Linked DNA regions of Mus musculus: region 2 is linked to region 1. The links are chromatin contacts, found by Hi-C or POLR2A ChIA-PET in ENCODE. All regions are on one chromosome and are shown on one strand. The core of a region is the stretch at or near the end of the contact, and the rest is flanking DNA. Distances in the headings are between cores, read along the strand shown.

Region 1 (5,928 bases), core at 138-2,637:
TCTTACATAAAGGAGATGAATAGCAGAATTAACTCATAAGACTGTTATAAAGATTAAATGAATTAACAAAAGTAATGGCTACGTGATAAAACATTTTAAGCATTAAGTAAGGACTCACATTTATTATTTCTAAAATAACGATTAAAGGAGTAAAAATTGCTCAACAGCTCAATACATTAAGAAAATTATGAACTTTCTGAAAAAAGACTTCTAATAGCACCCTGTACTATTCCTTAAAGAAAATGCCCCAAAAGATGTCACAGAACTATCTTGAAATTAAGAAACACAATGCAGTAGCTCTCACGGCTTTGAAAAAGTAAAATTCCTCTCAGGCAACCCAGTGGTGACAAGCAAGGATGTGAATGGCTCCCGTGTTCGGGTCTCGCTACAACTATAAATTTGCTATTTCTTCAAGCAGGAAAAAGCAAAGCTATTTAACTGCCTTCTTCCTGAGGTTATAGAGCGAGACCTTAAGCCAGGAGGAGTTGTGGGAGTGTTTTCACTATAGGGGACAGGAAGCAGTCAAAGTTTATCCTGAGATGCAAAGGACTGGCATTTAAACACAAAATCAGGACACCGTGAGTTTACCCTCCCAATTAAAACTTGAGACTCTTCGTAGCAGTTAAAAGAGCTTCTACGGAGCAGAATGCAACAGATACTCTGGGTACCAAAGTTCCATCTTGGAGCTTCCTGCGGTAGCAAAGTTTCACACATAAACCCTTAGCTATTTTCGTGCGCAACACTGCATCAGGCTGTTGCTAGAAGACAGTAAAAGGATCTCTGACAAGGAACCTTGTCTGCAGTTACGTGAAGCTTCGCCCTGGGGACAGAAGGCTGGGAGGCGCGCTGCAAAGGGCTGAAGGAGCAAGGAACTGCCGAGAGGCACGTCGCCTCTCTTTTCCTGGAAAAAGGAGAAAGATGGACCACCTTCCTTCCATCCGATCACTGATCCGAGCCCGAGCGGCAGTCCGGGGCAAGCTGGGGCTGTCTGCAGCAGGGCCCCGGGGAGCACTACTGCAAAGGCCAGGGTCGCTCGGGAGCTTGGCCTCCGAGCCCGGGCAGGGGTCGCGCGGAAGCGGAGCACCGGGCTCCGCGCTGCACCGCGCCCCTCCCGCCACCGGAGGTCCGGATGCTCCGCGCCCACCTGGCGCGCAGCCGAGGACCCCACGCCCCCTTCACGCGCCACCCTGCTCCCTCCGAGCTGCAGCTGCAGCCGTGCACTCACCTCGCCGCTGGGCAGCACTCCGGATCCGGCTCGGGCTGTGGCGGCGGTGCTGGCCGCAGCTCCTCCATGGCGGCTGCAGGGGTGTCGGCGAGGGCAGGAGGGGGCACCGGCTCGGCGATGGCGTCTCTCATCCGTGCACCAAGCTTCGCATGACCGCGGCGGGTCGTCAGCTGCAGCCTGGTGCGGGAAGACCAGGAGCCGCGGGGTGAGGGAGTGACTCGACTCCGCCTCCGCCTCTAGCCCGCCGCAGGAGCCGTGCGCGCAGCGGCCATCTTGGGAACGGCGGCCGGCCGAACGCTGGGCTACGGCGGGCAGCGAGGGACACGCCTCGGCGGGCGGCTGAGTCCGCCTGGGCGGGGCGAGGCGGGAGGGAGGAGCGCACTGGCCAGTGGTAAATCAGGTGTCGCTGGGTGACCGCGGGTGGCCTCGGGAGGTCCTGAGGCTAAGGGCACAGGAGACATTTGGAGAGGTAGGGTTGTCTGGGCGAGCAGGAATGCTTCATAAACTGGAGCTCAAGGTCTCTGCGCCACTGGATTCTGCCTTTCGGAATAAGGATGATGTCACCCAGACGCCCACAGCTCTGACATGGAAGTGTGGGCCTTCTGCAGACTCAGACCATCAGAGTGACACACCAATCAGGCAGCAGAGGACGCCGTCCTCACCCAGGATCCCAAGGTTAGAAAGTGCTTTTTCAGAAACTTGCACAGTTGCTACACTAAAGAAGAAAGAAAGGGATAAAGAAGTTGTAAAGATTTGAAGTTATTAAAAGAATTGAAATAGCAGAGCATCTTTCAGTCATTCTTAGCTTGCGCAGCTTTACAGCCTTTGAGTTGCAATCATGCCTTCTGAAATCCAGATTCAGTTCAGAAATCGTATTCAGAATCAAATATGTTTGTTTCCACTTAGTTTGATTTTTTTTAAAAAAATGATTCTTTAGCTTTGCTATGTAGAGATATAAATTTTGAACAAATTTTTTTAACTGACTGAAAGAAAAAATTTCAAGGTAAGATTTAAGAGCTAAGCAAGATAAAGATACTCTGAAATCAGCTGTGTTACAGAAATGTCTCTGTAATTAAAGAGCATACTCTTGCTGTTGTTACAGTAGACTACATTATCTATAATGTCTGCCAGTGCTGGATTTCTGAGTTGACATCCCTTTCATTAATTCAACAACATGCAGTCAGTCAACAACTATTCAGTGCACATATTGCATTAGGACTTCGGGAGACACTAAGGAAGCAGCCGTGAGAAGTTGCCTAATGGAGGGAGAGAGAACAAAGCAAAACGAAGCATTCAAAGGAAATGAACTCAGTCTATCCTAATAATTTTAAAGACCCATTCATTTTCACTGAGAGCTCTGCAGAGTGTTTCCCATCTCTCTGTAATTCTGATAGTTTCGTCTCCCTCTACACTGGGCTAACCTGAGCCCTCCTTAAATTGCATATGAGGAGAGTCGATAAGGAAACCTCTGACTGCTGCCAGGAAGTGAGCCAATGGGCACACTGCTTCCCACTCATAAAACGCTGAACACAAATCAGCCTCAGGAAGAGCCATGACTTTTTTTTATCCTTCATTGTCTACTGGGTACCGCATATTCTAGAAGGAACTAAAGACATTTACATCATCTCATCGTACCACTCGATGTGCATAGAGACCTAGATTACTTGATACTAACTCGGTTTGTGTGCAGGGCCTTTTTGCCTCAACATACATAGATAGACTAGCTGATTCACAATGGTCTTTCTCAGCAGCACTCTCCGGTGCCTCCAGGGTTCCAGGCCAGAGACCTCAGCATCCTCCGCTTACTCTCAGAGCATTTCTTTACCTCTAGACTGTTGGCTCCTTTGGAGCAGAAACCATTCTTTGGACCTACGTGTCACCCAGTCACCAAGTGTCAGGAGCCCAGGGCTTAATACATGGTAGGAACCTAGCAAATACTGTTATGGAGGCGTTAAAGACAAGCCACCTTAGAACATGGCAAATGGTCACCTTGCTAACTTCACTCTTAAATGGCTTCAGAAGGAGCCACTGGCCTACCTTCTTGCATGCGACAGGATGTAAAGGTTCTTTGGGGAAGGGCCACCTCGAAGAGCCATGCTGGAAGATGCCCTTGATCACTGGAGACTGGTAACTGAAGATTCTGTAAACCTGAAAAAGCAAACTCCAAAATAATTGTTATTTTGCTGTAGGCCCACATCCACACCATCTCTCTCTTTCTGAGTAGCACCCCTAGAATTTAATATACTCTCAGATACCTATTGTTCCTGACACTTCTTCACAGAGTTAGGGTTCTTTGTCTAGAATGTGTAATAAGTATCATGATATGGTTGTTTCTTTGAATTTTTTTCTTTTGGGAAGATCCTAGAAAATTAATAAAAACTGCATAGAAAGGAAGAAGGGAAGAAAGAAAGAAAGAAAGAAAGAAAGAAAGAAAGAAAGGAAGGAAGGAAGGAAGGAAGGAAGAAAGAAAGAAAGAAAGAAAGAAAGAAAGAAAGAAAGATTTTGTGGCTCAAGGAAGGAAGGAAGAAAGAAAAGAAAGAAAGAAAGAAAGAAAGAAAGAAGGAAAGAAAGAAAGAAAGAAAGAAAGGTAGATTTTGTGGCTCAGCTCTTGCTATCCTCAGGTTCAGAAAGAAAGATAGATTTTGTGGCTCAGCTCTTGCTATCCTCAGGTTCCTCTGTCCACCTGAAGAGCCCACAGAAGAGATAGGGAACATTCATTGGGTTGTGTGTTGTTTCTACACTAGTTACTCCTAGTGTTATTTAGATTTCCACCTATAGATTAAAATTACCATTTATCAGATGTTCTTAACAATAGTGTCATCAGAGTCTATGAAAATCCTTTCCCCATATCTTCGAGAATGAATTCACATAGCCTCTGTTGCTTTTTGTTGTTGTTGTTGTTGTTTTGTTTGTTTTTTGGGGTGTTGTTGTTGTTGTTGTTGTTGTTGTTGTTGTTTTGAGTCAGGGTTTCTCTGTATAGCTCTGGCTGTCCTGGAACTCACTCTGTAGATCAGGCTGGCCTCAAACTCAGAAATCCGCCTGCCTCTGCCTCCCGAGTGCTGGAATTAAAGGTGTACACCACCACGCCCGGCTCCTAATTTTTAATTTTTAATGATGACTTGGGGGTTGAGAGTGCAAACCAGTCTTGCTGGGGACCTGAATTCTGATCCCAGCACCCATGTGAGACCTCTCACAAATGCCTGTACGTCTAGCTCCAGGTATTCCAGTCTAGAGTCCAGCAGGCACCACCTACACTTACTTACATGTACATATAGCCAGACACAGATACATGTAACTTAAAAAATCAATCTAAAACCAAAAGTCAAAATTCTATTAGGAATCTAGTTTAGGCTATGGTGCATTACAGCTGCGCCTTTTACAACCCGAGAGTTCAAGGCCAGTTGTGATGCACACACACGCCAGTTGCATACATGTCTAGACATTTCTGCTTTCCTAAAAATGTTAACAAACCTGTGGCCACATGTCATCATGCTTTTGAACTCTCAAACTATTGTATCTGTGTGAATATACTAAACATACATGCACACAAAACAGGGAAATGGGGGAGGGGATATTATGGTAGCACATTAGACTCCTATCTACAGTGGTGTACTAGCCAAAAGTTTTCAAAATTATTCAAAAAGAAGTTTGTGTCAAACTACATAAGAATTTACTGTTTCAAAGGAGCAAACTTCAAAGCTGTGTATTTTAACATCATTGTTAGCATGTGATGAATTTTACTTAAAATAACTTTCTCCATTCCTGATGGTATCTGTGAGCTCTGCCAGCCGGCCTCCTGTGTGACCTTTTAGAGACCTTAGCAGCCATGACCCTCTCTAGTGGCTTCTTACAGCTCTGCTCATTCTGCAGAGGCAAGAAGAGTACAGACTTCTACTCTGCTCCTTGTACAGGATGCTGGCTCACATTCACTTAGGTGCTCAGTGAAAGGCAGACTCAGTGGGAGAGGGAGAGAGGAAGAGAGGGAGAGGGGGGGAGAGAGAGAGAGGGAGGGAGGGAGAGGGAGAGAGAGATTGATTTATATATCTACCTACTACTAAAACACTCAAAATCTGGGTGCATGTAGAAAATATTTACTTGACTTTTTAAATAGTCCTTATAACACTAAGAGTTATACTTCCGAATGGTGGGAAGTTGGATAGAACCTCTTCTGTTTTTGTTTGTTTGGGTTTATATTTTTTTCGTTATTTTTGTGGTTTTGTTTGTTGTTGTTTATCTGAGAAGAGATGTGTTTATTTTTGTAATCTCTCCACCAGAACACATACTATCCTTTATGTGAGACATGAGTCTCTGTCCAAAGTATAAACCGAGTTTATAACCTCATTAAACATAGGATTAAAAGTTGCATGCTTTAGAAAACAAAGGTTAGGGGACTGGAGAAATGGCTGAGTGATTAAGGGCACGAGGACCCGGGTTCACCCGCATGGTAGCTTATAACTACCTTTCACTCTACTTCCACATGATCCAAAGCTCTTTTCTGGCCTTCCCAGGCTCCTATGTGTATGTGGTGCATAAAAACTCATGCAGGTATACACCATATAAGCTCATGCAGGTAAACAAGCATACACATAAAACTATCGAATGAACAACTCTTCTTTAAAAGCTAAATAGAGTAGTTCTAAATTAACAAGGATTTGAGATCGTTAACTTGAGACAGGGATATGATGTATTAGTCAAAGATAGCT
Region 2 (6,347 bases), core at 3,780-6,279, 470 kb after region 1:
AGACGTCAAAGCACTCCTCGGGTCTCCAACTCCTTCTGTCTTCTCTGACTGCAACAAACTGCTTTCTCTTGAGCTGGTTCTACTCCCTGTTAGCGGCTTTCCTCAGCACGTATCCCATGGCTCTGGCATTGTTAATATCTCAGGGTCTCCAAGACAACTTCAACCTCACAGGCTCTTTTTTTTTTAAGATTTGTTTATTATTTATTTATTTAATGTATATGAGTACACTGTAGCTATACTGTGAGCCATCATGTGGTTGCTAGGAATTTGAATTCAGGACCTCTGCTTGCTCCGGTCAGCCCCGCTTGCTCTGGCCTAAAGATTTATTTATTATTATATCTAAGTACACTTCTAGCACCAGGATACTACAGTATACTTAGACTACTACAGTATACTACCAGTAGTACACTGGTATTCAGACACACCAGAAGAGGGCATCAGATCTCATTATGGATGGTTGTGAGCCACCATGTGGTTGCTGGGATTTGAACTCAGGACCTTCAGAAGAGCAGTCAGTGCTCTTAACGGCTGAGCCATCTCTCCAGCCCCCACTTCACAGCTTCTTATTTCAGTGTCTGGGATCCACACATGATCTTCTGGGCTCCTCCAAAGGGCACGGGTCACTTCTCTAGCTCCCTCTGTAGCACTCTAGGCTCTGGTTGACTCCATTCCACTGCTACTGCTGTTCGTAGTAGTCATCCCATGGTATTGACATCTCCAATATGCTAGGTCTTCTGCTACAATATGCAATATGCAATATGGTAGGCTTCACCAATAAATACCCTTTCATAGGCTCCCCTCTTGATGCCAAGCCTCAATTTCTTTGCATGACCCCTTCAGTCCTGGGCCATCAACTACAACTGAGGCTGCACCTTCCATTCAATGACTGTTTCCATCCTCTCACAGTGCCAAACTTCAGCTGATTTCCATGACCCCTTCATGCCTTCAAAAACCAGTACCACCTGGGTGACTCTTACACATTACCAAGTCCAGTTGCAACACAAGATACAACCTTGACTGTATCTGGAATATAACTTCTTTGTGCTCTCAGAAAACACTTCCCAGAAGATTTCACCTCAGGGATACTGGTCTCTTCTTAATCACCACTAATTTCTTAGCTCCAACTAGCCAGCATCAATTGTCCCAGTAATGTCTTCTATTTTTAACTCTATAGCCAGAGCTACGTGGCCAAAGCTGCTGATTTCTGCTACTTGCTGGGGCTGGAACATGATCCCTTTGTTCTATTACATCATTATCAGCTTTCTGTTTTCCAACTCCTTTACTGCCTAAGCTTGGCTGTCCTGGAACTTGCTCTGTAGACCAGACTTGAACTCAGAGATCTGCTTGCCTCTGTCTCAAATGCCAGCGTTAAAGGCATGTACCACCATGCCTGGACCTAAGCCTTTCTATACCTTTGCACAAGATCTTTATAAGCATGGACATTATGCCTCAAGATCTAGATCACAGGTTTCTGGATTGTAGTTCATTCCAGATATAGTCAAATTGACAATCAAGAATAGTCATCACAATCCATTCCTTGTCAATTGGACAGACAATCATATCTCCTTATGTCCAAATGAAAACAATAACCAGGTCATAATGATGCCTAGATATAACTATCATTTGTTCAACTGCAAACACAAACAATAAGTTTACCTGGGCAGGATCTTGCCCTGATGTTGCCAGCCCCTTGATCTGTTTATCAATTTAAACGGAGGATTCAGCTTCATTCCACTTCATGGCACTCCTTTAATAGTTTAACCATATATTTTGTATTTTTCCTTTCTCAGCTTCTTCCTTTTCACCAAAATGCTTTTCATAAGAGTGAACTTTAGTAACCACACAACAAAATTTATACTAGACTGTTTTGTGATTTCCTTTGCTAACACAATTAATCTAAATCTTTTCACTTTAGCCTCAGGACAAAGGCAAAAAGCAGCCATATTCTTCACCAAAACATCACAAAAACAGTTTGTAGGCCACATATTAACATTCTTCTCCTCTGAAACCTTTTGAGTCAGGCCCCAAGAGTTCAAATCACCCCCAGAACCAATGTCTTCTATATTCCTACTAAGACGGTCTCAACTAAAGCATTCCATTGCTTTCCAAATCCAAAGTCCCAAAATCCACATTCCTCCAAACAAAAACATGATCAGGCCTATCCCAGCAATATCCAATTCCTGGTATCAACTTCTGTCTTAGGGTTTTCATTGCTGTGAAGGGACAACATGAACAAGGTAACTCTTGTAAGAGAAAATATTTCATTGGAGCTGGCTCACAGTTTCAGAGGTTCAGTCCATTATCATCAAGGTGGAAGCATGGCAGCGTCCAGGCAGGCATGGTGCTGGAAGAGCCAAGAGTTCTACATCCTGATCCAAAGGCAACAGCAGGAGACTGTCTTCCTCAGTCAGCTAGGAGAAGGGTCTCTTCCATACTGGGCAGAGCCTTGGCATAGGATGAGACCTCCAAGCCTACCCCAACAGTGACACACCGCTTACAAGGCCACACCTACTCCAACAAGCCCACATATCCTAATAGTGCCACTTCCTGTAAGCCAAACATATTCAAACTACCACACAGAGGCTGGGGAGATGGCTCAGTGCGTAAGAGTGCTTGACATGTGTAGAGGAATTTTAATCCAGCAACATGGCTGCTCTGGCAAAGGATCACCAACAAAGACCTTCTAGGTCTGTGTGATCCAGCTGGAATATACAGACACCCCCTCATTACATACCTTTAATCCCTAACAATGAACTAAAGTTAGTTTGTAGAAGGAAGCAACCATGTTTGAAAATGACATCTAATTGACTGGCAGACAAAGTGACGAATCAGAAAAGATTTGACAGTGAGTCAGAGAAAGGATATGTCCAGTTCTCATGAGAACAGTACAGGAAAGAAGCCTTTTAAGAACAGTGTAGGGAGAGAGTCAGCTGGGAGTCCATGTGCAGTGGAGTTGAGTTCATTTGTGAGATCATGCATTTCAGTGCAGGTCAGCAGAGGCAACTGAAACCAGAGAATGAATAAGGAGTCAAAGAGTACAACAAATTACTAGAGTTAGTTTGAGGCCAAGCAGAGCAATTCAGGGAGAACCCAAGAGAAACCAGATTGAATCAGTCAGCTTGAAGAGGAGTTTGAAGCAGAACATGAAGAGAATATGAAGCAGAGTTAGACCAGCAAGCCAGACTTCAGAAAGAGCTAGAAAAAGTGAGCTTATTCAGCTATAAGCCTGTGAGACAATCACCTCTGGTAAATAAACGTTAACGTTTACAGTTGTGGACAATATAGGACTCAGTTCAAATCTCCAGCACTCATGTAAAAGCCCAACACAACCACATCTGCCTACAAGCAAAGTGTGTGGAGGGAGAGAGTGAAGAATCCTGGGAGCTTGATGGCCATCCAGCATAGCAGAAATGGCAAACTTCAGATACACACACACACACACACACACACACACACACACACACACACACGAGACAGAGTGATCAAATAATTGAGAAAAATACTAGATCTCCTCTGACCTCTATATATGAGCATACACACATGAAAAGGGGGTGAAATGGGGGGGAACAAAGACCCAAAGACAGAAACAGAAAAAGAGAGAGGTACAAAATAATTGAGGAAAACACTAGATCTCCTCTAACTTCTGTATATATGAGCATGCTCTCAAGTGTACACACTCACACACACACACACACACGTAAAAATTAAAAAAAATGAAAATAGAAGTCACACCTAATCTCAACACTTAGGAGGCAGAAGCAGGTGGGATTCAGTGAGTTCAAACCCAGCCTGCGCTGCTGAGAGCTCATCTTAAAAGAATTATTTTAAAATGTGGTCAATACCAAATATATATTGTTTTAATATCATCAAATTAAATATGAATCGACATTTTGTCTGCATGAACATTTTATATATGCGAGTCAGAATCTTACTATGTAGTAGCCATAAAATGGTCTAGAACTCTCTGTAGACCAGGCTGGCCTCAAACTTGGAGTTGCCCTCCTACTTGTGTCTCCCAAGGACTAGGATACAGGCATGTGCCACCATACCAAGGTAAAGTTATTTGTTACGACTTTTATTTTATCCCACTGGTTATTGAAATATTCTAATATGCCCGTTGGTCCTGGTGTCTTTCAGAAATTGGGTATCTGAATCTACCATGCCCCAAACAATTATTCTGAGCAGTGATGGACTTCCTCTAGCCATACTCTTTAGAACCAGGCTCATGTAAGCCTGTGTGTAAAATGAGATAGAACGTTACTAGAGGCTTCTGGGTCATCATAGACATGGTTTTCATTTTCTCCAGCCCTGCTTTCAGCCTCCCCCTTTTCCAGACTTATTTACTTTATGGGTTTGCATGCTTTACCCACGTAGCATGCACATGCCTGGTGTCAGAGAAACTCAGGCGAAGGCATCAGATGCCCTGAAACTGGATGTTGTGAACCACCTTGTGAGCAACAGCTACTCGCAGGCAGTCACTGAGCCCCTTTTCATATTCACATGATTTTTTTTTTCCTTTGGGTGGTATGGATGTTTTGCCTGCATGTAAGTGTGCCTGGGACTGGAAGAGGCCAGAAGATGCCCCCGGAATTGGAGCTACAAACAGTTGTGAGCTGCCATGTGGGTACTGGGAATCAAACCCAGGCCCTCCCAAGGAGCCCCCAAGCACTCTTGACCACTGAACAATCTCTAGCCCCTGAAACACTTGTTTCTAAGAATGGATCAGTTGTCACAGAGGTTGACTCATGCAAGCTTAGGTCAGCCTCATTCTATTTTGGCATGGCAGAAATGCCAGCTCAGGCACAGAAACTCCCCTGGCAGATCTGGGGACAGTGGGTTTATGGGCTCCCATCCCTGCTTCCTGTCCACCCTTTGACTTTGGACTGGTTGTTTAATCTCCGTTCCGCTTTCTTCATCCAGAGCAGAGGTCAGCAAACTCATCAAAGGGTCAGGCCGTAAACTGTTTAAGCTGTATGGATCCTATGGCTTTCCGGCACAGCTACTCAGCTCTGCCCCTGTGGCATGAGAACGGCCTCAGGCAACGTGTGAGCCTATGTACGTGGCAGTGAGCCAAGAAAGCTTCACTTTTGAAAATAGCCAGATATGGTTCCATGTCTATAGCTTGCCAGCCCCTGATCAGATGACGCCCCCCTCCCCAGCCCCCTGCAAATGGAAGAATGTGGAAGACTTTACGGTTGACTGTTCAGTGTCTGTCACACTCCAGCTGATAGTGTAAGCCAAACAAACATGTCCATCCCCCGGGTACACTTAAGCCTGTGTGTGAAAGATGTAAGGAGATGATTACCAGAGCTCCTGGGAAGATAGCATTCATGCTGCCATGGGAAGTTGACCTCTCTCTAACAACAGGCATGGGCAGGAAGCTGACAGGATTAGTAGGGGCTGACACTGCTATCAGCCTTGGGGCACTTTGATCACAAGGCTGGGAGAGAGGAATCTCACTGGACTTTTTTTTTTTTTTTAACCTGAGCTAGGAAATCTTCCATCTCCTCTTTATTAACTTGGAATTGGGTCATCTGTTACTTCAGCTAACGGGATCCCTGGTGGAAACCTCGTTGGAAGAGCTGTTATGAGACCCACTAGGAAAGCATGTGACCGTCGCCTGCTAATTAAAAGGCTTGCCACTGAAATAATCAGCAGGCACATGCCCCTGGCACACGGATTCCAGGGAAATGCAAGCCTTTCATCTCTCTTCCATAGTATCTTTTTTCAGTTGTAAATTCTTGGTTCAGTTTGCTTGAAATTCCCAAGCTACATAAGAAATAACTTAGTAGAAAGAAAAGGAAGAAAACTGTGAGAAAACTACAAGTCTCTCTCTCTGGGCCTCTTCTTTTCTTTTTCCCCTCCCTCTTTCATTTCCTCTCACACACACTGGCCTCTAGCTCACTGGTCTCTTACCTCAGCCTCCTGGGTGCTGGGATTACAGGCCCAAGCCACTACGTCCAAGTTTGACTATCAAATTTCTTCCAGCATAATGTTGGCTCTTTCAAAGATTCTTTTCCCTCTCTCCCATTGTGGATGACATCATGGAAAGAGTGTGTCGGAGCTAGCCAGACAGGAAGCCTGAGAGACAGGCCCAGGCATGTACCTTTATAAAAACACTCTCTCAAGAGCCCAACCAGGGTATCACGGGCCCCACATCCATTCCTTCCTTCCTGAGCGCTACATCCCCCAACCCCTGAGGCCAGGTTCTACCTCCTGTAGATACCATCACATCTTAAAGTCACCATGCTAAGGACTAAACCCCCGACATGTGAATGCTTAAGGAACAAATGGAATCCAAACTCCAAGAGACTGAGGTGGTTTATTAAGCTAAAACAGTTAGACAG

What was found. Hi-C counts contacts between places; a loop is a spot of excess contacts on that map. ChIA-PET counts read pairs that join two places held with the same protein, here RNA polymerase II (POLR2A).
Region 2: a loop to region 1 is called in a map of T-helper 1 cell, with 2.6 times the contacts of the local background. The contact joins the enhancer-like site here to the promoter of Map3k4 in region 1. A Hi-C loop is called at or near these places in 1 of 37 maps with a recorded cell type or tissue (T-helper 1 cell). POLR2A ChIA-PET finds 5 or more read pairs at or near these places in 1 of 5 experiments (Patski).

What each region holds. Positions count from the first base shown.
Region 1 is chr17:12,317,273-12,323,200 of GRCm38, forward strand. Map3k4 (mitogen-activated protein kinase kinase kinase 4) reads right to left here and starts at 1,388. Exons shown (of 27, transcript NM_011948.2): 1 at 1,226-1,388. The coding sequence starts at 1,356. It overlaps 4732491K20Rik (RIKEN cDNA 4732491K20 gene), which reads left to right and starts at 1,581. Exons shown (of 2, transcript NR_045290.1): 1 at 1,581-1,900.
Region 2 is chr17:12,785,615-12,791,961 of GRCm38, forward strand. The region is part of intron 1 of Airn (antisense Igf2r RNA); the gene reads left to right. Among named protein-coding and RNA genes, the nearest start is that of Igf2r, 19 kb to the left of the region's middle. RefSeq lists an enhancer at 4,103-6,347. Within about 2 kb of position 5,030, at least 2 of the 3 ENCODE cell types and tissues checked have a DNase peak (open chromatin) inside an H3K27ac peak, as active enhancers do.